5 separate regions of the Mus musculus genome follow, and regions 1, 2, 3 and 4 are each linked to region 5. A link is a loop called in an ENCODE intact Hi-C map of the cell type or tissue named here. Cell type or tissue: heart. All regions are shown on one strand.

Region 1 (5,000 bases), 340 kb after region 5:
TTTGGTGCCTCAGTTTTGTATCTGAGCAGTGAGGCGGTTAGCTAAACCTTGGGAAAATTAGAATGCAGCTCTCGAATATGTGAGCAGGACAATGTGGGCTGCCTCTGACCTTCACTTGCACATCGTTATTGGCTCTGACGTCTACCCATTGTGGTTTGTGTGAGCAAATCCACTCTCTTCTGAGTATGGCTCCTCATCTGTGAAATGGCAGTTATAATGACAGCTGTGATAGCATGATGCTAAGCCTGGAACTCAGGGATTATACATAGTGCAAGGCCCAGGAGAGATTGCTGTTTCTAGTGTTATTATTTGAATAGATCTTTTAATTTCCCCAGGCTTTTGCATAGCTCTTACTTGGAGCTTCAAGCCTCGCAGAGACTCTTCCTGGAAGTCAATGTCATCTAATAGCTGAAAAAAAGGAGGGTCATATCAGATCTGCAGGCTGAGTGGCTTGCCCATTCCTGGACTCAGGAGATCTGCTTTAAAAACCAGTCGAAGGAGTTTCTCAGCTGCAGGTGTAGCCCATGGTCAACACATATGAGATGTTGCTCCACCTCAATGTGGTCTGATCCCATAATAAAGACTTGTGTTGACATCTTACTTTTCTTCAAGGTCTTGATCAAGTTTTTAAGTCTATAAAGGGAACTACTTTCCAAATTCATCTTCTTTTCTTTGAATTTTGGACATACGCCTTATTTAACTAACACTTGGTAGTATCATATTGTAACTGAACCATGATTGACTGTGAACCTGTAATGAGCCATGTGTGTTCTTATATCCAACCAGATCAGAGTCATTATACGCCAGAAATTGACATGGATTAACAATATTAACAACAGCTTCATGATTCTAATCTCATTTAACCTTATAAAAGTTCTATGAGGTAGATGCTACTATAGTCCTTTCTTTTATCACAAGAACACCAAATCTGGGAGGACAGAAGTAACTTATCTGAGGCTAGAGAGCTAAAAAGTGGATCTGCGAGTTCTTAGCTAGTGCTCTCTTTCCCTTATCCCATTTTATTAGAGTTTGATTCTCTGGTTCATAATTTTATACTCTCAGATGTTCTCCCATGGCAGGTCTGTGCAGTAAGAGCGGCAAGAACAGGAGAACTCTGGGAATTTGCAAGCTGAGTTGGGAGAGCCTGGCGAAGGCTCATTGCCTCTGTTGAAGAAATGTCCAGGTTTGTTAAATGTGTCTATTCAGAGCTGCCCTGTGGATCAGCCATACACTAGGGTTGACATGATGGAGAACATTGAAGAGTGTCTTCTTCACTCGTAGTTAACCCATCCCAGGCTGTTTTGGTATATTCCCTTATCTGCAGTTGTCAAGAGCAACTTTCCTATGAATACTCCTTGCCTGCTGCTTATGCCAAGGGAGTGGATATTACCAGGGATCAGCTAGGACTTGGAATTTTATAGGATATCTCTGGAATTGGGAGCAGCAATAGACGTACATGCCACTGGGAACCACAGTGGACTTGAACTACGGGCCCATCTATAACTGAGACGGGGAGCCTATGGTTGTACAAAACTATCTGTGGGTCATAGGATTACTGCTATGTATCCCTAACCCCAAATTTCTGGTTCAAGTTCAAGAAAGAAACTCATGACTTCTGCTCAAGGCACACACTGCAAAGTATCAGGGCTGGAAGAGACTAAGCAAGCATAGAATGTTGTTTTATTGACTCTCATTCTGTGTCTATAGTGATGGTGAACACCATGAATTGATGGTAATGTTTCCCCTGGACAGGCTTAGATGTAGCCTCAGGCTCTTCTAATGCACCGTGAGCAGCCATGGAGTTGGTAGAACCTTCAGCTTTGAGCTGGACTCTTTTTTTTTTTTTTAATGGCTGACTCTCACTTGCACTGTGATAATGGAGGTCAGAGGTATCCTGCATGGTCAATAGGAGAGCTTCTTTCTCTGTTGGGTGTAATTAGGAAGGTGTTAGAGGGACCAGAAATGATAGGGTACCAAGCTGGAGTCTCGTCTTGATGCCACAAGAACGTGAGTGATCTTAGGTTAGGCATGACCTCCTCTGACCTTAGTTTGCCTCCCCTGAAATGAAAGGCTAGAGAGGACTGAGAGATGACATGGCTTGCTTTCAGATGTGTGGCCCTGGGACATTTTTTCTGCAATGTTGAGATATTTACATTACTTATGCCCCAATTCTTTGAGGACAGACATGGGACAGTCTCATTGCCACCCTACATACCCATATTCCTCGTAGACATTGGTGGCTCTTCACAGCTCTCTACCTGAACCTGTATGGATTTGACTATAGATGCCTCAGCACACGTTTTGGCAAAGATTATAGACAGCTACTGACAACCTACTGGGGTTTGTAGTTAAAAGTAAATGACAGAGTATAAATGGTATGTAGAAACAGTAACTTTGTGGAGGTGATTGAAAGTCAGGTCTTCACAGAAGGATGAAAGAAGAAACAACAGAAAAAGAAATGAGGAACGAAGATTACCTCGTCTTCAGGAAATTCCGTTTTATTTTGCTTTGGAAAATGCCACCCAGGGCTTCCTAGCTTCAGGCAAAGTCTGCCAGCTCACCTGGAACTTTGCTGCCTTTTCTAGGAATGAAGACCATACTGGAGGAATTCAGGAGTGAGGCTCAGGAAAAACAGAGAGTTGAAAATGGACCGAAATATCAAACAAGGCCAGAGGGCTACATTGCTATTTCAGACCAGTTGCGGTTTGACTGGCCTGAATCTGTGGAGACTTGCTTCCAGGCCTTCAGCTACAGGTTTGGCATTTCATCTGCTAGATGGCGCTGTACTCTAAGGAAAGGCATAGTCAGTCCTGCTTGACTTGGAGCCTGGGGAAGGCAGAACAACTGGGCAAGGCCAGCCTTTGCCCTGCAGCACCAACTCCTTCTGCCGGGGTGCCTCTTACTCTCTTTTCTATCTTTTCTATTTTATTTTGTAGTGTGGTAATGTTGTATGCTAAATCTGATAAGTTACAAGGCCTTTGTATCCTGGACAAAAGTGAGACAAAATGAGAAGTACATACATAAGACACACACACACACATACACACACACACACACACACACACACACACACACACACACACACACACAGAGTGGGGGGCAGAGAGAGGAGGAGAGAGAGAGGCAGAGAGATGGAGAGACAGAGAGAGAGACATACAGAGAGACAGACAGAGAGAGAAAGAGAGAGACAGAGACAGAGAAGAGGAAAGGGGTAGAGGTGATGACATTTAGGTCTCCTTGAAACCTCAACTGGTCTGTGGCCTTAACTTGACCAAAGGCCCTGGAAAATAGAAACAGTTCTCTCTGCATCTTGCCTCCTGAGTTGGATGCCTGGGGCTCCAGCTTTACACTGAAGCCCTCTAACTGAGATCTATCCAAGGCCAAGCTACTACACATAGGCACCAAGATCCAGTTTTCTGTGCAATTTTGATGCTAGGCTGCCAGGCAGGCTCCTGGTGTGCACATGCAGCCAGGGATAGAGTTTGCAACCCCCTTTATGGTATCAGTAGCCAGAAGGAGTGGAAACAATGATAAAGAGGGAGTGTGTAAACCAGGAGGGGACATAATGGCAGCAAGAGGAGAGAGAGGGATAAGGGAGGAGAGGACCAAGAATGGGGGTGAAGGGTGTGGGAAAGGAAGGATCACACAAGGAGGACCAGGCATCCAGAAAGAAAGGGCAGTGGAGAGATGAGGGCACACTGGTGCTGGATGGGAAGGCGGTGGGGGGCAGGAAGAGGTGAGAAGTGGAGTGAAGCTTTTCCAGTAAACATGAAAGCGGAGACACAGACCCAGCAGAGGAGGACAGCTCTGCTGGGCAAACAAGAAAACAGAGAGCGAGAAACGGCTGGGAACTGCAGAACCCCCCCCCCCCCCCCCGACAAGACAAGGTTCCTCAAAGGAGCACAGCCACAGCAGTGAGGATGTTGCAGAAGAAGTTAGTCAGGAGATGGGCAAGGAGACATTGAAGCAGAAAGGGAAGGAGAAGCAAGGGAGCAAGAGAGCAGAGCTGAATTTAGAAAGGGAGAAAAAAAAAGTGAGCAGAAACAATATGTTAAAAGCCTTCATGGGGAGGGCAAAGGCATAGGGAAAGAGCTGTTTATAGAATGTTTACATTAGAGCCTTAAAAACCGGAATGTGTGTCTTGGAGTATAGCCATTGTCTAGGAAACACAGCATGGCTTTTAAGCAAATGGTGGAGTCATCAGGGCCACACAGAGCAGATCACACTGGCCTGCTTTGTGGGCTTGCCCAGAGCTGCCTTCTTGTTGGCGGCCAGCCGGGGATGGAGGCTAGCTACCTGCTGGGCCTGCTGTCTGACAGAGGGCTATCCCTGTTCAGTTCATGGTGCTTTGAGTCCAGACGCATCCGTTCCTCTTGCAGGCTAAGAATTGCATCAGGATGCGGTCCGTTTGAAGCTGCTTCGAGACAGATGTCGGGTAGAGTAAGAGGAGAGACATGGTCAAAGGCATCCTAGGGTGGAGGTGAAAGGACAGGTCCTTGGAGTCTGGTGGCCACAGTTCGGTTCTGAGGTTTCTTTGTTTTTTATTTTATTTTATTATTATTTTTTTTTATCACGCTACCATGTAAACTAGCACATGTCTGTTTGCTGCTTTGAGCCTTTGGTAAGTGATCTATAAACTTTGCATTTTGTGGGGTTGAGAGACAGCTCAGTCAGTCAAATGCTTGGTACCTAAGCGCAAGGCTACAACGTTCAATTCCCAGACCGCTCTTAAAAAAAAACAAAAAACAAAAAAACAAACAAAAAAACAACTGGTGTTGAAGATACTTAGTGCACACTTAGCTCAGCACAGGGAGGTAGAGACTGGCAGATTCTTGGGAATCACTGGTTAGCCAGCCCACCTTGCTCTCTGTACCAAGCCAAGAGATCTTATCCCCAAACCCAAGGTGGATGGCTCCTGAGAAACATCCCCTGAGGTTGACTTCTGGCCTACATGTTCTCTGTTCCCGACATGTACCCCCTTCCCCACATACACATGAATA
Region 2 (5,000 bases), 1.3 Mb after region 5:
AAAATTTCTTCTGCAAAGAAGCCCCCATTTCTTTATATCTCTAGCTAGAGGGAAAACATGCTGTTTTGTTGAACAGGAAGACCCTCCTCTCAGCTTTGCTAAACCCATCGGGCTGGGAGAGAATACGGGTTTTAAAAAGTCACTTTTATAAAACCAGAAAATCATTGCTGTATCACATTTCTTACCTTAGAATGGTGTTTCTTAATGGCATAAAGAAAACACAGCATATTTGATGGGAATCCATTGTCTTCCCCCTCTTTAAATTATTTAGTAACCTGGGGTAGCTAAGAAATTGTCTCTGCTCCAATAATTTGCTATGCTAATTGTGGCCAGCAAATGAGTAACTATAACCAATTACTCAAGGCTGGAAAGGGCTGAGCCGATGTTGGGGGTTAAGAGTGCAATTCGGTGGCTCGGCCTCCCAAACCTTCACTCAGAATCTCTCTGAAGACTCAAGAAGAAAAGCTTTGCAACCAGAATCGAGGGGGACCAGTTTTCTGATGGTGTCCTGGGGGACTCGAATGAAAGTCAAGCAATTTGAAGAATCTCCTCAGGTTGTACTCAGCGGAACTCCTGACCTCTGCTTCGTCCTATCTGTCGTAAGCCTTTATCAGGAGGAGATGCCAAATCACAGGCCATTTGGTGGCGTATAATTGCTTGACACTGACAGCGAGGGCTATATATCTTCTGTGTAGACAGAGGAGTGGGCACTTTAAATAGCAGAAGACGGATGACAAACACACATCACCATAACCATGAAAGGAAATCAAAGCAACACAACACCAAGACGGATACCAAACTAAAGCAAAATATGGATTGAGTAGAGATGGAGGGACATGATTAATAATGTACTGCTTCTAATCACATCTTCCCATATATACCAAAAACACTGAAAATTATGGAGGAAAGAAGGAGTGGAGGGGAGGAAAAAAAGGAGTTAGGTGAGGAAGGAGGGGGAGGGAAGGAGGAAGACAAGAGAACTGGGAAGGACAATTCAGTGAAGCCTTGATGTGGTCTGCGATGGTGTATAAGCTCTGAGATAAGCATGTGGCATGCTGTGATCAATGTATGAAGCACTGTGATTGGAGTATAAAGCGCTGTAATGAATACATGAAGTATTGTGATCAGTGAATAACACACTGCCATCAGCACATAGAACGCTAATCAGAGTATGCAGCACTGTGATTGGTGTATGCAGCGCTGTGATCTGTCTTGTGGCTACAGTATTCAGTGATCCTGAACTGTCCTAAGAGAAAGATCTTCAGTCTCCACTTTCTTGCCATCTGCCTAAGGAAAGTCTCAGGGTTAGTCTGTCTGTAAGTATTCTTTAATACTCTGTAACTCTAAACACAGGACAAAAACACAGCAAGTGCCAGGCCCTGACCTTCAGCACATAGTACCTAGGTCAGATTTAATTACCCCACTCTAATATATATATGGAGGGGTGTGTATTTATACATATGTGTGGAGCCAGTATGTGTTTATATTTTCATGGTCACATATGTGTGGCTGCACATGTATGGTGGTGCATGTGTGCATGTGTGTGCGCATGAATGTGGTAGTCCAGAGTTGAAGGCAAATGTCTTCTTCAATCAATCCCCCCTTACTTACGGAGGCAGGGTCTCTCTTTAACCCTAAAGGTCTCCAATTCTGGCTAGTCTCACTAGCCAACTTGCCAAGGGGATCTTTACGTCCCGGGTTCTGGAATTACTGGCAGCCAGTCCTCTTGCCTGGCTGATCCACTGGATCATATCTACAGTCTCTAAGTTATTCCCTCTGGGTACCTTCTACTTATGCAAGGGAAAAGGTTTACATTTGTGATTGTAACATTATTGAGATCTCTTTACTTCCATTTACATAAACAGAGATAAACACAAATGAGATAAATAAGGGGGTGTGGGCCTGGAGGTCCATCCCATATACAATCACCAAACCCAGACACTATTGTGGAAGCCAACAAGAGCTTGCTGATAGGAGCCTGATATAGCTGTCTGCTGTGAGGCTTTGCCAGTGCCTGACAAATACAGAAGTGGATGCTCACAGTCATCCATTGGACGGAGCACAGGGTCCTCAATGAAGGAGCTTGAGAAAGTACCCAAGGAGCTGAAGTGTTTTGCAGCCTCATAGAAGGAGCAACAATATGAATTAACCAGTACCCCCAGAGCTCCCTGGGATTAAACCACCAATCAAAGAAAACACATGGTGGGACTCATGGCCCTAGTTGCATATGTAGCAGAGGATGGCCTGGTCGGTCATCAATGGGAGGATAGGCCCTTGGTCCTGTAAAGGCTCTATGCCCCAGTATAGGGGAATGCCAGGGCCAGGAAGCAGGAGTGGGTGGGTTGGTGAGCAGGGGGAGGGGGGAGGGGGAGAGGATGTTTTGGGAGAGGAAACCAGGAAAGGGGATAACATTTGAAATTTAAATAAAGAAAATATCTAATTTAAAAAAAAATAAGGGGGTGTGGGGCAGAGGGAGGGGCAGGCTGACAGAGTAAACAGTAATGGGTCCAGAGTGGTCCAGAGAAAAATTTCTCGTAAGAACACTGAAACACTTTCAATCAGAAAATATCAGCTTAAAGGCTACCCTAATCCCTACCTTAAAGCTTACCCTAATCATTTTACACATAAGGAAACCAGGGCCTGGGGGTCAGCAGGAATCACCCAGTCCACAGTATGAAATGGTAGACACAAACTTAATCTAAAACTTCGTTCTCCACCTCCATTACCTCTAACCTTACTTAATTTGTAGGTCTTTCCAAGTCTGTGTGTGTTAGAATTGCTTAAATGTATCTGCTTTAAGAATCCAAGAACAACGGATGCACCCACAAAGGCAGTTGGAAAACTGAACAAACTGCAGGACCATGGTGACATCTAGTGGTAATCTTTGGTAGTGCACCTGTCTAGAAGACCTTTGATTTAATCAGGCTTACCATGAAAGCAGAAATATTCTTTTGTACACTGTTCCCTAGTTTGAGTTTGTCTGCTATGGTTATGAGATATACTTGAACAGTAATCCCACATATAGGATTATATGCTGAAGAATATATATATATATATATATATATATATATATATATATATTCAAATCATAGCAAAAGGCACATGACAAAGGCTTGTCATGGCACTGGTTATATTGAGTGTTTGGTTACAGTGGTCCTGACCACCAAGATTCCATCTTAGAAAGCTGCTGTGAATTCTCTTCTAATTAATAAGGGATTCATGGAGTAACAATGTTCGAGTTTGCAAAGCTGATGTTTTTGCTTGAAACCTCAATGAAGTAACAGTTGCAAAATAGTAACCTAATGCTGTCATTTTTTACTCTAATTTTACTCATTAGGATTTTAACATAAAAAGGGAACCTTCCCTATACTCCCATTTTTTATTAATTAATTCTTACATCATCCAGAGTCTTAGATTTCATGAGCTGACTCAGGTATAGATGACATCATCTGTATCTGAAGTGTCAGACGTAGATTACAGTTCTACATTAATTACAGAGTATATCTAAAGCTTCCTAATTTGCTGCAGTGGAGATTGGACTAGGGTGCCATGCATGTGAGGCTATTGCTCTGCCTCTGAGCCACAAAGCGAGCCCTCTGAACCTTTACACAACCTGTATCCAGGCCGAGCCCTTGCCTTAACCCCAACTATCACGCTTAATTTTGAATAAAGGAAGTGTAGTGTGAACCAGAGAAATGTCCTGAAATATAACCCTGCCTATCCAAAAAAAAGAAAGAAAAAAAGAAAAAAGGGAAAGAAAGAAAGAGAGAGAGAGAGAAAATAAGAGAGAGAGAGAGAGAGAGAGAGAAAGGAAGGAAGGAAGGAAGGAAGGAAGGAAGAAAGAAAGAAAGAAAGAAAGAAAGAAAGAAAGAAAGAAAGAAAGAAAGAAAGAAAGAAAGAAAGAAAATGGAGTTTCAATTGGGAAGTTGTCTATTGGCACTGGGGTTTTTTTTTTTTTTCCATTTTTTATTAGGTATTTAGCTCATTTACATTTCCAATGCTATAACAAAAGTCCCCCTTACCCACCCACCCCCACTCCCCTACCCACCCACTCCCCCCCTTTGGCCCTGGCGTTCCCCTGTACCGGGGCACACAAAGTCTGCGTGTCCAATGGGCCTCTCTTTCCAGTGATGGCCGACTAGGCCATCTTTTGATACATATGCAGCTAGAGTCAAGAGCTCAGGGGTACTGGTTAGTTCATAATGTTGTTCCACCTATAGGGTTGAAGATCCCTTTAGCTCCTTGGGTACTTTCTCTAGCTCCTCCATTGGGAGCCCTGTGATCCATCCATTAGCTGACTGTGAGCATCCACTTCTGTGTTTGCTAGGCCCCGGCATAGTCTCACAAGAGACAGCTACATCTGGGTCCTTTCGATAAAATCTTGCTAGTATATGCAATGGTGTCAGCGTTTGGATGCTGATTATGGGGTGGATCCCTGGATATGGCAGTCTCTACATGGTCCATCCTTTCATCTCAGCTCCAAACTTTGTTTCTGTAACTCCTTCCATGGGTGTTTTGTTCCCACTTCTAAGGAGGGGCATAGTGTCCACACTTCAGTCTTCATTTTTCTTGAGTTTCATGTGTTTAGGAAATTGTATCTTATATCGTGGGTATCCTAGGTTTTGGGCTAGTATCCACTTATCAGTGAGTACATATTGTGTGAGTTCCTTTGTGATTGTGTTACCTCACTCAGGATGATGCTCTCCAGGTCCATCCATTTGGCTAGGAATTTCATAAATTCATTCTTTTTAATAGCTGAGTAGTACTCCATTGTGTAGATGTACCACATTTTCTGTATCCATTCCTCTGTTGAGGGGCATCTGGGTTCTTTCCAGTTTCTGGCTATTATAAATAAGGCTGCTATGAACATAGTGGAGCATGTGTCCTTCTTACCAGTTGGGGCTTCTTCTGGATATATGCCCAGGAGAGGTATTGCTGGATCCTCCGGTAGTACTATGTCCAATTTTCTGAGGAACCGCCAGACTGATTTCCAGAGTGGT
Region 3 (5,000 bases), 340 kb after region 5:
AGGGCCCCATAGCTTTCTGGCTAGTCTGAAATCAAAGCTGTGATTGAAAGAGGCTCTAGTCATAATTTGACTTAAGAAGCAGACACAGAGAGGGGCGTGAGGGGACCTCCTTGAGGTGAGAGTCTCAGAACTCAGGTGATAGGAATTCACAGTCAAAGGCAGTTGTACTTCTTGTGACGGCTGAAGGGGTTATTTTCTTTCCAGAATCAGAAATCAAGGCCCAACTGTCTCAGTGTGACACCAAGGGTTTGCAGGGGAAACAAGGAAAACAAAGCCGAACTACAAACCCTAAGCTGGAGCTTTAGACATGGCTAAAAAGTGCATCAAGCCCTTGTGACATACTAAATCCTAAGGATCTTTTCAGAAGTTCGAGGTTACCCTTGGCTACTAGTGAGTATGTGGTCATCCAGGGCTAATGAGAGCCTTTCTCATAAGACCAAGCAAACATTCAGAATCCATTGCAAGCAAAACCAACCATCCCAACATAAACCAAAACCAAAACCAAAACAAAACACAACCCACTGCACAGTTAAGGGAAAGGCAAGTTACTTAATGAACTCATGGCTATAGATTATGGAGGAGATGGCCAGGGTTCACAGCCAGGTGCACTGCTGCCTTCTCTGTTGTCTTCTCTGCTTTCATTTATTGTGTGATGTTAAGTTCAGATGGACAGGGCAGGGAGAGAATGGCTTGCTTAGAAAGCACAGCAAGTGACAGGATCGCAGGAACCCATTTCTGTCACCAATAAAAGGCAGTTAGTTGATAGAGCAGTTCTTTTGTTGAGTTATGAGGAGGATGATGGTGTTGTTGAAGATGATGGTGATGGTGGTGGTGATGGTAGTCGTGGGGTGGTGGTGGTTGTGTGTGTGTAAAATGACAGTTCAGGGATTCATGTTGACAGGAAATTCCTAGAACACTGTGAAGTAGCATTTGTCTTCAAGATCCCAATTCTCTGATTTGGGGGCAACTTATTTTCTTCCCAGTGTCTCCTCTTCCCACTCGCAAAAAATCTTGGATTTGGATGACACAGATCCATGACACCAGCGTGCCAGCTCTGCACTGCCCTGTGGGCATAAAAACATTGTTCCTTATGGGGGTCAGTATACCACATAGTTTGAGTTGAGAGGTATACCCTACCTCTAATAGCCATCAGGAGAGCTCTGCACCAGGCATCAAGTGCTGGAGGATTCAGGCTGGATATCTAGGCATCTACCTAGCACAGCTCCTGCTAGGCCAATCACTGGATATGCCCATGCTACAAAGAAAGATCTTCTGCTAGAAACTTCCCACCAAGTTGCTGTGGACTGGAATCCAGACAAGCACAAGAGAATGCTCTTCACTTTGTGTAATTTACCCCTTGATAACAAGAGATCTTGTAGTGCAAAAGGCTTCTAGCTCTCACCTATTATCACAGTGACTAGCTGCTTTGCTCTGAAAGTGCAAAGGGAGAGTCGAGGCCGGGCTTGATCGAAGGAGAAGAAGCGATAAGATCAGGAGGACGGTAGAACAGAAAGAAGGCAAAAAGGCAGGAAAACAGGACTTATTATTGGCTGGGGACATAAAGGGACTCAGAGAGAATGGTTGTCCAAGCACAAACCCAGGAAGTTTGCTATAATACACATTATCTTCTTCCTTATCTGCAGGCAGCTCCTGCTAGATATGGGGTGTGAGTGTGATTTGTCCCTAGTGACTGTCTTGGCCTGAGTGTCTGTGTACGGGCTTCCCTGGGGCTTTTTCAGAAACCCAGATGCCTGGGGCAAAGATTCAGACCTTGGGAATTGGGCTGTGGAGAATTAATGGGAAGTTGCATGAGTCTCTATGGCTGGGTAGGAAAAAGCATTGTCCTGTAAAATCCCCAAGGTCACAATACAAACCCTTTCCTGGTCTTTTACTGGTGGTAGGATCTTGACTTTCTTTACACCTGAACATGAGACTGTTATTTTCTTCCTAAACTACTTTCCAGGATTGTCCAAGGTAATCCTGTCTTCACTGAAGGATTAGGAAAGCTTTAGAGTTTATACAGACATAACAAATTATCACTATGCCAGGTGGCAACCTCATTTTAGATTGAGAAGGGAAGCCAGGGGTAGAGGTCAGCTGGGTTGCCTTTTTCTACCAGCAAGGTTATTCGTCCTTAAGCAATTTGATAGTTGTCTACTTGAAAGCTGTCTAGGAGTGAACATTCCACAGCCTCATTTACTCCTTTAGCCGCTATAGCACTATTCATTCTTTCCATCGAACTTGCATGTGGGCGGTGGGAACAGTTGCCTTGACTTCTGATAGAGACTGAAAACCGGGAGGGCAAAGCCTTCATGCTCGCACGCCACTTCTGCTTTTAGAGGCCATGCAGAATGCATGCTGCTGAGCTACCTCATTTCCCTCAGGGCAGAGGTCCCTGCTCACACAGGTCCTTTTACCTCACTTTCTAGCCTTGCTGCCTTTCTTTCAGTCATCAAAGTGTTCTCTGTGCATATTGGATGTTCCAGGTCCTTCTGCCATATTGGGTGCCTTGCTTGCTGTGGGGAAGTGTGGTCCAGAAAGTTCTGGGGCCAACGCTAGAAGGAGGCGGGGCATCTGGGGCTGCTGGTTGACCTGAGAAAGTCCTCTTGGCAGTCCGAGGCCAGATTTAGCTTCTTCTTCTTTTTTTTTTTTTCCTGGCAGCTAGAAGCTTGTGGCAGATGATATTTGCTGAGCAGTTTAGCTTTTCTAGCTTGATGCAGACAGACTCGGGAGCATGTCCCAGATAGAGGCTAAACTCAGAGTGTGCTGACATCTGCAACAGAGAAGACACTTAATATGTGACTCTGCAATTGCTTAGATGGCAGTCTGAGGTCAGCAGAAAGACTGCTAGAGGAACAAAATTTTAGGATGCCAGCACTAGTCTTTGACAGGGAGTATGATGTGGGCAAGCTACTTGACATTCGGAGTCTCAATGTCCCGAGCTATAGAATGAAGATAGTCTCCATTGCACTGGATAGTCTTGGAGGACCAGAAATGATGCATAGGAAAATATACAGGATCATTTACTTTTCAAATTATATAAGTGATTATTAGTTATTATTGTACCAATGCTATCACTCATCCTTTAGACATCTCTTTATCTTGGGCCTGGGAATTTGGCTCAATGGACCAAGTGGTTACCACACTAATGTGAGGATAAGAATTTGATTCCTTAGCATCCATATAAGTGCTGATAGGTATGGCAGACCACCTGTAATTCCAATGTTTGGCAAGCAGAAATGGGATCCCAGGAGTATCCTGGTTAGCTAGACTCTTTATAATAGGGCTCTGGGTTCATCTGAGAGACTGCCTCAATGAATAAGGAGAACATTCTTGAAGGACTCCTTAGGCCTCTGGGGACACACATAGACATATACCAGTATGTAGACCCATATTCATTATGTACACCATGTACAAACAACAAATGAATGGTATTTTTCTAGTTTTTTGGGCAGCAAGGATAGAAGCACAAATTCTTATATCTAAAGGAAGTCATGCTTGCAAGATCTTTTGTTCAGCCACCAAACCCATCTCCAGACAGAACCCCTTTATTTTCCACAGCAGGGGCTCTGGTGTTTGCATTCCTTGTCTGGGTTGGCTGGGATGTCCATGTCTGCAGGTGATGAACAATAATTTGCCAATTATCATTTTAACCTCCATGGCATGCTGGTTGAGATGCCTTGCAAATTCTCCAAATCTACAAAGAATGGACTTGACACTTAACCTGATTTATTTCTTTAGCAGGTCTAAGTTGTGCCATGAGTTTTTAAAACTTGAGTGCTACATCATAATACGTGTGCTAGTTTTCACTTAGGATAGATATTTGTACCTCAGGGTGAATTTTCAAAGAGGCCCAGAATCTCTTCAGTGATGACAAAGCATTATCTCAGAGAAGACGAGCTCTTCACACAAGACAGTAACCACAGAGCTGATGTGTTGTGTAATCTCCAGAGTGTACTATGGAGATGACAGAGGGAACAATTCTTATCAGCTGTAGTGTTTGAAGAAGGTGTCCGCAGAAGGATGTGTTTGCCTTGGCCCTTAGCAGACTGGAGGATGCAGGTCAAGGGTCTTCATTATGTAACTCAAATCACAGCCTGTGCGACTAGTTCTATCCATAGCTAATGGCTGCTCAGTATAATGCAACTGGTTTTTCATCCTGCCTTTTGAGAAGAGAAATGCCTTTGTGCCTCTGTTATGGATTTTAAAAGCAAGTTTTCAACTGCTCATTTGTCCTATCATGAAAATGGAATAGAACGACCCATAAGAGGAACCAAATAAAAACTCAAGTTGTATCACTACTTGGGGAACAGCTTTGTTTGTGCAGATAGATCATCTTCCTTTGCAATGTAATTGTTTAAAATCCTCATATCTCCGATTAAAGGAAGGGCAGGCTCTTCCACTATCCTTGGGATCATTTCAAACCCTTGGTGCTTACTTAGGCAAAGGGCAGTAGTCCTTTTAGGACACTTATCAAGGAGAGGGTGGGGATGTGGTCAGCGTTCCAAGTCTTCTCTTCTCACTGGCCCACAGTGCAGCTGAGAAAGTATATGCCCACAGTATTCCTGGAAGGGGCTTTGTCTCGAGTCCTGCCAGGTTTACCAGGGATCTCATGCTCTTTTGGCTTGTTCTCCCTTTGCTCATCTGTCTTCTAGGGATGAAGTTGTCAGCAGCAGCATTTGTGAAGGCCTGGCTTCACACCCACTTTTTCAGCAGCTTAGAGTTTGGATCCCCTTTTCTCTCCCTCTCCTGGGGGTGGGGCTGGGGCTGAGGCTGGCTTTTTTATTTTTTCTCAAAATCCTAAAGTGCAGAAGGCTTTATCACAACCTTATCTGAGAGAGTGTTCACAACATCTTTCTCTTGTTTACTTAAAAAATGTTTATATATATATATTCTTTTTTTATATATTTTTTAACATGTATGTATGTGCATGCTGTGTGTGTGTGTCTGTCTGTCTGTCTGTCTGTCTCTGGAGGGCAAAAGAGGATGTCAAATTCCTT
Region 4 (5,000 bases), 210 kb after region 5:
ATTTGTGTATTTATTGGTTTTGGGCATTGGACACAAGGCCTTGCATATGATACACAAATACTGTACCACTGAATTCCATCTTCAGTCCTTGTAGTTCTATTACATTATGAACATTTTTATTATCTTATTTTATTCTTCCAACATAGGAGATGGTAGGAAAACAATATCATATAGTCCATTTATCAATAATAAAAAAAAGAAGGCTAGAAAGTCTAACCTTCTCAGCCAGTATCATATGTAAGGAAAGGGTGGAGGCGGAATTTAAGTCCAATTTTTCCTGACTCCAAATGTCATCTCCCTAATTACCATTCCATCCTTCCTTTCCATCCTTTAATATACTAACTGAGAAGACGTGAGGTCACCAAAGCCCTGGATTTCTGTTCCTGTGTGGGTGGGTGAGCCAAACCACTGGGAATGTGGGAAGAAACCAGAGAAGCCTTTGCCTTCTGCAATCTATTTATCTTTTCCCACACAGTGGAGTTCTGCAGAATCCTAATACCAAGGCTTTGCTAATAAACGCCAGCAGATGTACAGATTTAGCTTACGCTTTGCTAGACTAGAGCCTCTGAGAAACGTTCTGGTCTCAAACACCTAGAAGGAGATAGGTGCATGATTCATCTTCAAGCTGCGATGGATGGTACACATGGAGCCACCTGAGCCTCTTCTTTGTATTGTGGGTACTCAATGTGGATTTCATTCAGCACTTATAGGTCATTCACTCAACTCCAGGCACTGTTTAAAGTGCCTCAGATATACTGGGTTTTCTTGCCTAATCCTCTCAAGTGACCCCACAGGGTAGACGTCCAAGCACAGCAAGATGAAGTCACAGTGTCACACAGGTGGCCACTAGAACTTCTAAGATTTGAACCCAAACTTGCTTTGTCACGGAACGTAAACGTGTTATCTGCTAAGGATCCAAGCCATCACTGGCAAGTCATACATTGTTGAGTGACGCTTAACTCTTCCTCTGCTTGTAAAACATAAAAAGTATATGACCTCTGCCTAATGTGAACCTCTCCAGCCCCTAACATTTGAAAGGAATCTGTTTTTGAGTTAGCTGGACTGCCTTATCTGATGGACAATGATCTCTTTCACTGACCCATGAATCCATTATGTTGTAAATTCTGCCTGCACACTCCAGGCAGAATGTATATTCTACTTCTATTTACAGGGTAAACATAATATTCTATTTGTAATGTGTCTGTCTCTCTCTCTGTGTGTATTTGTGCATGTGTGTGCATGTTTTCTTCAATTGTTCTCCACCTTATTTTTGGGACAGGTTCTTACCTTGAACCTGAATCTCACTGAGTGCACTGCTTGGGTTACAGGTATGGGCTGCTGTACCCAGGTTTTCATATGGGTTCTGGAGATCTGACCTCAGGTCTTCATGTTTGCACGGTAAGTACTTTACTGACTGACTCTACTTCCCTAGCCCCAGCTGTTCAGTTTTTATGCAATGACCTTACTAGATACCAGGGTATAACTTGTGTCCAATAGTGAGCCAACTTTGGACATTTGGGGATAAAGCCTTTAGACACACCTCAGGATAAAGAAGTTAGGGTCCACCTGGGGATTGGCTCTTGGCAATTGGGATTAATGTCACTGGCTGTGTGCTCTCCTCCACACCTGTTTCTGGACCGATGTGACGTGCTGGCTTCACACGAGTGTTCTCTCAACACCTCTTCCTCCTGCTTGCCCTTGCCCTTCCTCTTGGTCTGGGGCCCCACTCCTCCAGCAGCATCCCATCTGAAAACCCTTGACCAGAGTGGCCTTGTCATGTCTCACCAAGCCCCATCTGTGTTTGGGACGAACATCCAAGCATTACACACTCTTCTCTAAGAGTGTAAAATGTTGACTGCGCCACTTAGCCAAGGTTCCCGCCCCCCAATCCTCACCCCCAGAAGAGGACAAAGAGAGGCGAAGCCCGAGGAAACACGGACATTTCTGTGTGAAACTGAGAAGACATCCTGTTCCACTCTGGCTCTCATAAACATTAAACTTCTTTTTAAATGGTGATATTTCTAGCCTATTCTGACTGAAATGTATTGATTTTTTTCCCCTCTGTGAGTCACTGCCTATTTTTCCTTCCTACAGTAGAAACATATTAAATATCAATGTGATGATAAAAAAACACATATGTGTATGTGTGGGTGGGCAGATGAGAGCGTGAGGGGATTGTTTTTACAAACTCTCAGAAAGGAAATGGCTTTCTTACAGATTCCCACATCGTCATCCAGCTCCTCACATCCTCAGTCCACTGAAACAAAACCAAATAACCATTTCCGGTTTGAAAGCCAGCAGGGGAAAAATTTCAGAAAGTTCCGGCGATGGTCCGCCATTTCGGGGCTATGTGTCTATATACTTAATATATATCAGCAATTTGAGGTGGTGAGGGAGTCAGGCTGCTATTCCTACTTTGGGCAGTAGAGGGCAGATGTTTCCACTCCTGCCTGGCTGATATTACCCAGGCAACAACATTATGTTTATGCAAACAGCCTTTGACATAATAGCTTTGCAACAGCTGAAAATTGAATTGTGCCTTCAGGCCAAACATCTAGACCACCGCCTTTGTTAGATTCCTCTGCCGCAGTAAATTGCGCTCACCCTTGGCTCCGGAGCTACTTTCCCCTGGATTCCAGGCCCACGATAACTTTAGAAGAAAGACAAATGCTATTTCTTCACACAAATGGTCCTTACGTATTTTTTTTTGTTGTTTTTTTGTTTTTTTGTTTTTTTCACTTCCAACTCTCATCTGAGGGCCTGAAATTGCTGCGTGCATTTCTCCAGCCAACTGAAGAAAGAAAATAAAAAGAAAACCCGAGACCTACACCAAATCCATCGAATTCTAGAATCTCTGTGGGTTCCCACAGCTTTTTAGTGCTTCCACTTGATCTAATTAGGACTTCGCCTCCCGAAATAAATACCTAATAAAGAATGAACCTATTAACAGACTAAATTTACTACACGCCCATTTGTGTGAGTCCTTTGCGCGTTTTCTTGAAGTGGTAATGCAGATGAAACTGAACGTTGTTTGAGTGGATAATGGTCTCCCGCTGTAAGATGGATTGTAGAAAGTAAAGGTGGGGCAGGAGGGGGGAGCAGGTCGCTTTATTGAATTCCATAGATGATAATGGTGTCACCTGAAATAGCTTCCTGAATAGAGAGTAAAGGGGAGAGAAACAGCAACATCCACAGCCAATGTGCAACCGGGGAACAGTTGGTTTTCTTGGAAGTAATCTTACATTGGTTTTGGGCTCATTGTCCTAGTTTTGGTGTGTGTGTGTGTGTGTGTGTGTGTGTGTGTGTTGCTAGAAGGTAGATTTAAAAATAATATTTTATTTTTAATTAAATTGTGTGTGTATGTGTGCTCGTGCGCACTACATGTGAGTACAGATTCCTGAAGAGGCTAGTGATCTCAGGTCCCTAGGTGCTGCAGTTGCAGGTGCTTGTGAGTCACCTGACCTGGGTGCTGAGAGCTGATCTGGGACCTTTTGCGAGTCATGCCCTTTAAATGATGATCCGTCTCTCCAGCCCAGAAAGCAGATTTCAGAGACAGTTGTTGTTGGGCCTCATTGATATCCTGGTTGGCTTTTGTTGTTGTTGTTAACTAGACACAAAAAGGTCTTATTAGATTGACTACGGCAAGTCTCTATAGAACATTTTCTTGATTCCTGATTGGCATGAGAGGGCCCAGCTCATTGTGGCTGACGACACCCCTGGACTCATGGTCCTGGGCTGTATAAGAAAGCAGGTCTAGCAAGTTGTGGAGAGCAAGCAAGTAGGCAATGTTCTTCCGTGGCTTTTGCTTCAGTTGCTGTCTTTACATTCCTCTCTTGAGTTCTTGCCATGGCTGTCTTCAGTGGACTACGGCCTGGGATCCATAAGCAGAAATAAACCCTTTGCTGATTGCTTGTGGTCATGGTGCTTAGCACAACAATAGAACCCAAGCTAGGAAAACAGATGCTTTCGGAGAAAAAAAAATAGATAATGTCAGTATGAAACTGAAACTTAGTGTGTAGGGGTGTAGTAGAATTCATTCATTAGCAAATATTCACCAGATGCCCACCTGCTACAAAGTAACTCTGAAATTGCAGCTTGGATACACGGTGGAAAGGCAAGTCCCAGGTGTTCTGTCCGTCTCTCTTCTCTTCTCTTCTCTTCTCTTCTCTTCTCTTCTCTTCTCTTCTCTTCTCTTCTCTTTTCTTTTTTCTTTTTTGGTTTTTCGAGACAGGGTTTCTCTGTATAGCTCTTTGGCTGTCCTAGAACTCACTCTGTAGACCAGGCTGGCCTCAAACTCAGAAATCTGCCTGTCTCTGCCTCCCAAGTGCTGGGATTAAAGGCGTGGGCCACCACTGCCTGGCTTACTTATTTCTTTAGGTTGCTTCCCAACCTTGATCAGCTTGTAGCCCCCCACCCCCCTTTGTTGGTCAAGACATTTTAATAGATCTCCAGGTATCAGAAATAGGTCTATGAATCAAACACTGACTGATAACAAGTCATGAAGAAATTAGTCTTAAAGCATTTATTTACTACACAATTTCCCCGTTAAAGTTCAAAGCAAATTTGCACCCTAGTGAAAATAAATAGGGCTTTTTATTATTCATGGTTTTACTAATTTTTAAATACTTATTTTTAAGTGTGTATGTGTGTATGCATGAACACACATATACATGCGCTGAGTACAGTGCTATGGAGCTCAGAGGCATTGGATTTCCAGGAGCTACACTCGGTGAGCAGCCTGAGGTGGGCACTGGGAACTGAACTCATGTCCTCTATAAAAGCAGAGTATACACTCTCACCTCTGAGCTTTCTCTCTAGAGAATTAAATTTCATAGAGAATTAAATTACATAGAGGAGAATTAGATCTTGGCTGAATATTTGCTACTACAAGACTTAGAACATTTTCACCATTTTAAAAGAGCTGATTGATATTTTAATTTTATAATAACCAGTGCCAAAGTGCTCCTTTGATAAATACGTAGTCCAAAGGGCAGAAATGG
Region 5 (5,000 bases):
GTCACATGCTAATTAGAGCAGAGAAGCTTCCAAGCTGGTTCAGGTGACTGACAACTCCAACTACTGTTTTAATTTGCTTATGAGGGTTTTCTATTGCTCACCTACAAAGTGGTAATTTTCCAGGGATCGCAAATCATAAATGTGTTCTCTGGCACTTGTAACAACTCGCTCCGATCCATTTCTTATGAGGTAAGCTAGGAGCAGCAACGACTGTGGAAATATAAAGCACCAAATGACTGAATGGAATAAGCTCTGGAAGAGCAGTGGTACACAGTTACACACAAACACAAACTCCAACATTACTCGATGCTGGTGGTGAGGAGTGTGCCCTCTCCTTTCTGTTTGACCGAAAGACAGTCCGAACTTCATCCTCACGTTCCTAGTACAGAAAATAATTACAAACTACCTAGGCAATGGCTACTTTAAGATTTAAAGTAACTAGTAATTCTGAAGTCTAACACTAGTCAAACAAATCATGGGATTTCCAGGAGTGGCCTGGCTCTCGCTGTTGGCCTTCTGGAGCCACTCCCCTAAGTACTAGGGACATGGGAGGATCCTTTTGTCTTTACAAGACCCTGTAGGACCCTGTAGCAGTGTCCTGTGAGAAAACCCAATTCTGATGCTAATGAGGTTTCAAAAGATTTCAACAGAAGGAAAACTTTGCAAAATTGTTAAGCCAAGGGATGCTAACTAAGTGGGCATGCTAGATGCTGAGTCAGAGGCACCTAGCAATGATGGCCGGGCTGGCATTAGGCAGCAGGGCTCTTCACAAGCTGGTGACGCAGCAGGAAACACTCCTCTGCTTTTTCACCTAAAACTTCATTTCACTATGATTTCAGGTCTGTGCAGGGTGGTGACCCTGAGGGCACAAACTCACACTTAATAGTAAGTAATCTGGGGGGGTTGGTTTCGAAACAGGGTTTCATCATGCCTCTCTGGATGGCCTCTAGCTCACGGTAATCCTCCAGCCTCAGCCACCTAAATGTTGAGAGTGTTGCCCTGTAGCCATTTTACTCAGATTTCCTAATCTTTTGAAAAAGTACAATAATCTTTAAAAGCCCCCATTTTAGAAAAATTATACAATTTATAGAAATCTCAGAGAATATTTTAGGAAACAAACATCATAAAAATCACAAAATTTGCTGGACATGGTGCCACATGCCTTTAATCCTAATAGTTGGGGGACAGAGGCAGACAGATTTCTAGTAGTTTAAGACATAGTCTATATACTTAGTTGGGCTAGCCAGGGCTACAAAGAGAGACTTTGTTCTCCCCAGCACCCTCACCAAATTAGAACAGGGGGGAGGGCTGAAGAGACGGCTTAGTGGATAAAGTACTTACCATGCAAACACTGGTATAGAAGCTTGGATCCCCATCACCCACATAAAAAGCTGGGCAGGCCTGGCTGCCACCTGTAATTCTACTCTGAGGAGACAGGGATCCCAAGCAAGCTAGCTGGATCAGAAAGCTCTGAGTTCAGTGAGACTCTGCTCATAAAATGGAATGCCTGAGGAAGACACAGGAGCAAAGCTCTGGCCTCCCTATACTTCCAAACACACATACAGTGGCACATTACACTCAGACACTCAACAACAGTAACAGTAACAACAAAATTCTAGTTAAAACAGGTTTTTAATTCTGAGAGTCAAAATGTCACGTTGCAAATGTGAACACTGCTGTGGTCTGCTACGTGTGAGAGTGAATCCTTTTGGCGTACAGCATGTTTTGAGAAGCAGGAAAACATGATTAACTAGGAAGACCATCACCTTGCTTTAGAAATACAGAATCAAAATGAGATGAATCCGAGGAAAAGTCCACACACAGGTGAAGCCAGAAGTCTGCACACCTCACTCTCAGTGCCAGTCCCAGCTTATAGACTTCGCTGAGCGGAATGGTGCTATCACCCAACCACAAATTAAACAAAGCTGTTTACAGAGGTGACAAACATGAGACTGGTTTTTAATTTTAAACAGTCAAGTAGCAAACTTGCATATGAGTAGAGATTAAATACTCAAAACACCTCAACAGATTTAGTAGGAAAAAATTTAAGAAACAATAAAAATCTTCAATATTTAGAAGAACATAAGTCTGAACACACTCTGTACTATGAAGGGCTGTTTATGACTGGAAAACAGTGTGTGTCTCGGAAAAGTCTAGAAACTTAGTGGACTACAGTCATGTCAACACTCGCTCTTGTAGGCTTCCACCATACCTTATAAACTCTTCTCCAGTTCTTTTTGTTGTCTTTTAGCATCCGGGACCAAAGCATGTTCATGAGTTCTGGGAACTGCTCATACATAAAGGTAGCCCTGAAAGAGAGGAGTTTCCTTAAGCATCTGTAGTAGCATAAATCTGACAATAGATGGCAGCCTTGCTCTAGGTTCTTTGGACTACCCAAACAGCTTAGAAAAAAAATAAGCCGAAATCAAATTTTAATGACACTCCTCCTAAAACACACTTCCTCTTATTCTTCACAACACACAGCACATCATGAGGAATCACGGTGCCATCCTGCAAGCTTTTTCTTCATGGCCTCAGTGCCCCACATTGTCACCAAGAAAAAAGTGTGTGATTTTTTTTTACTTCAAATATTTTATACGTGTTCTTCAAAATTTGCAAGGAAAGCTATTAAGTCTTGGCTGACGCATCATTAAAAGCTAATTTTTAATGGGAATGGAACCTATATAAAACTCTCCACACTAATCAAAATGGATTATGCAGAACATATGGCTGATAGTTAAACAGGTTAAAACTGAAAGCAAACTTCACTTTCTGTGTAAAGACACTTTGATTCTTTCTGTACTGTTGAGTCAAATTACCACTTACTTGGCAATCTCTCCCATGAGCTGCCCAGAAGGTCCCCAGGGATCATCATTCGTTGCTTCTCGAACCTTAGACTCAATCTCTGAGTAATTCATAACCACATTGGTGCTGCAGAGGGAAAATGCACATGTGCATGTGCACACACACACATATAGATACATAAAGATTAGCATCAAAACTGAGCAACACATGAAAACTAAATGATACTAACGTATGTCTTAATGAGCCACATCTATGGAGTGGGGGGCAGCTCTGCTCACAGGCTACTCCAAAGACACGACATTACACACTTAAGTTATCTTAAGAATTTAGCTTTCAAGAATGCAGAGGAATGTCATCAGCCCTGGCCCAAGTCCAGGAGACATGGTCTGATCTCAAAGACAAACGGACACGCTCAAGTCTATCACAGAGCCAGGATGTTCACCTTCTCTCTGCCCGTGCTTTACAAGAGGTCGGGTTTGTGTTTATAGGAATTCTGTTCTCTTACACTAAATTACAGTGGACAATTCTGTGTGACATTTAAAAAAGACATAACACAAAGAGAATATTCTACAACTGTTTAAAACTATTACCAACATTTCCTTCTGTATCAGTGTTTTTCTCTAACAAAAACTTAATTATTAGTTATTGTAAACCTCACACCTTCACTGGCTACATAATATTTTACTGGGAAATGATATTTAACTTTTCCTTGAGACTTCTAGTTTTTTGACAAGAACATGGGAGACAGAAAACCTGATTCCAACCCCATTTCATGAAGCAGTTTTGTTTTAACCTTGGTTTCAACTGTAGACTGGGAAGAGGCTCTGTACACCTCAAAAGACAGCATAGAAACTGGTGCTGCTCTCCTGCCTGACAGACAGGTGATGCTCAGTTAATAACTGAGAGCCATCCTATAGCAAGAAAGAACGCTTTCAAAGGGTAAGACACAAGACAGCAAAACACTTGATTTTTTTTTTTTAAACAGCCATGTGTATGGGATCTGAAGGAAGAAAAGCCATAAAAATGTGAGTTCATCTGATGTATATAGTTCCCATTACTACTGAATGTGTGTTCTAACAGATGAACACAGCAACACAAAATCAAAACTAATAAATGAGTGAATAAAATCAGATTTAGATAGCTACTACTCATATATCCTCCCTTCTTTTGCTATGTGGCTTTTTAAAAGTCATCAAAAGTTGTTTTCTAAATACGGAAGGATCAAGGCTCAGCGCTTTTAGACCTTGTCTGCTGCCATTCGTTCCTTCAAGGAGTTTAGCTTAGTTAAGTCACTGACAAACAGATCCACATCAGCACTGAGACAGTCACATATAGACAGTTGGTCAGGTCACAGAACAAACAGTGCAGCTCCTACACCGACACCCACAACAGGACTCTACCAAGAAAAGTGTCCCCTGAATGCCAGGGACACCCCCTCCAACTGCACAACTAATGCGATAATATAACTAAAAGTTATTTCCTTAGGAACCCACAACTTTTGGGGCTCTTGAAGACTTTTAATGAATTTTCCTAATATTCCAGAGATGATTCTGTTGACAACAATTTATATATAAATAATGGTGTTGCTCTTCTCCTTAATTTTTATCAACAATGGAAACAAAATGAAGGCAAGCCAGCCAAAACCAGATCTACAATTTAAGATAATACAAAATGATGGATCTGACACTTTTGTTTATTCTGGTGGCTAAAGACTGCATGGTTGTGGGCAGCTAAAAGCATTCAAACGTAGCTGGGAAGATGAACCACACCAAACAGGGTTATAATCCACCCTTGCATTTTGTCACAGAGATCTCCACTATAAGATGAAGGCGCCTGTACTCCATGTCCATGAAATATTTTCACCAGAGCATTCAGCAATGCTAGGGCTCTTGGAACACTGCTTTCCTTGTTCAAGCTACAAAGGCCCGAGGGTCAAATGAGAGCCCTTTAAAGGCTCGTAGCTGAAGGCCTGTGTGTTGGGGCGGTGAGTGTTTAGGAGAGATGGCAGAGATCCAGAAGTTTAAGAATTTCCTCATTTCCTTAACTGAGAAACAAAAGGAGCCATTAAAACATACCGTTGGGTATAAAGGACATCCACAGAAGGATCATATGCTGTTACCAGGACAGCAAAAACCTAATACTTTCATGAGAATGCTGTTTTAAAGCTTTTTTTTTCCTTCTTCAATAAAACTGCT

What was found. A loop is a pair of places that touch in the nucleus more often than their neighbours do. Peaks named below come from ENCODE experiments on the same cell type or tissue, not always from the same donor. Only the 100,000 strongest peaks of a DNase experiment are listed, where the experiment ranks them.
Region 1: a loop joins it to region 5, with 2.9 times the contacts of the local background. A loop is called at or near these places in 12 of 42 quality-filtered maps.
Region 2: a loop joins it to region 5, with 5 times the contacts of the local background. A loop is called at or near these places in 16 of 42 quality-filtered maps.
Region 3: a loop joins it to region 5, with 3 times the contacts of the local background. A loop is called at or near these places in 13 of 42 quality-filtered maps.
Region 4: a loop joins it to region 5, with 4 times the contacts of the local background. A loop is called at or near these places in 11 of 42 quality-filtered maps.

Annotation. Positions count from the first base shown.
Region 1 is chr11:45,537,427-45,542,426 of GRCm38, reverse strand. No RefSeq gene overlaps it. Among named protein-coding and RNA genes, the nearest start is that of Gm22284, 99 kb to the left of the region's middle. In heart, a CTCF peak has its summit at 2,768; a DNase peak (open chromatin) is centred at 2,776; H3K27ac peaks cover 542 bases.
Region 2 is chr11:44,584,089-44,589,088 of GRCm38, reverse strand. 4930597A21Rik (RIKEN cDNA 4930597A21 gene) reads right to left here and starts at 2,772. Exons shown (of 4, transcript NR_126460.1): 1 at 2,739-2,772; 2 at 1,612-1,787. In heart, a CTCF peak has its summit at 2,872 (motif pointing left); no DNase peak of the experiment used is centred here.
Region 3 is chr11:45,543,745-45,548,744 of GRCm38, reverse strand. No RefSeq gene overlaps it. Among named protein-coding and RNA genes, the nearest start is that of Gm22284, 93 kb to the left of the region's middle. In heart, no CTCF peak of the experiment used is centred here; DNase peaks (open chromatin) are centred at 1,684, 2,374 and 2,664.
Region 4 is chr11:45,676,311-45,681,310 of GRCm38, reverse strand. The region is part of intron 3 of Gm39816 (a long non-coding RNA gene); the gene reads left to right. Among named protein-coding and RNA genes, the nearest start is that of Gm35282, 25 kb to the left of the region's middle. In heart, a CTCF peak has its summit at 2,420 (motif pointing right); a DNase peak (open chromatin) is centred at 2,410; H3K27ac peaks cover 496 bases.
Region 5 is chr11:45,881,641-45,886,640 of GRCm38, reverse strand. Clint1 (clathrin interactor 1) reads right to left here. Exons shown (of 12, transcript NM_001045520.4): 2 at 2,827-2,931; 3 at 2,213-2,309; 4 at 102-210. Among named protein-coding and RNA genes, the nearest start is that of Clint1, 32 kb to the right of the region's middle. In heart, a CTCF peak has its summit at 2,352 (motif pointing right); no DNase peak of the experiment used is centred here; H3K4me3 peaks cover 390 bases; H3K27ac peaks cover 228 bases.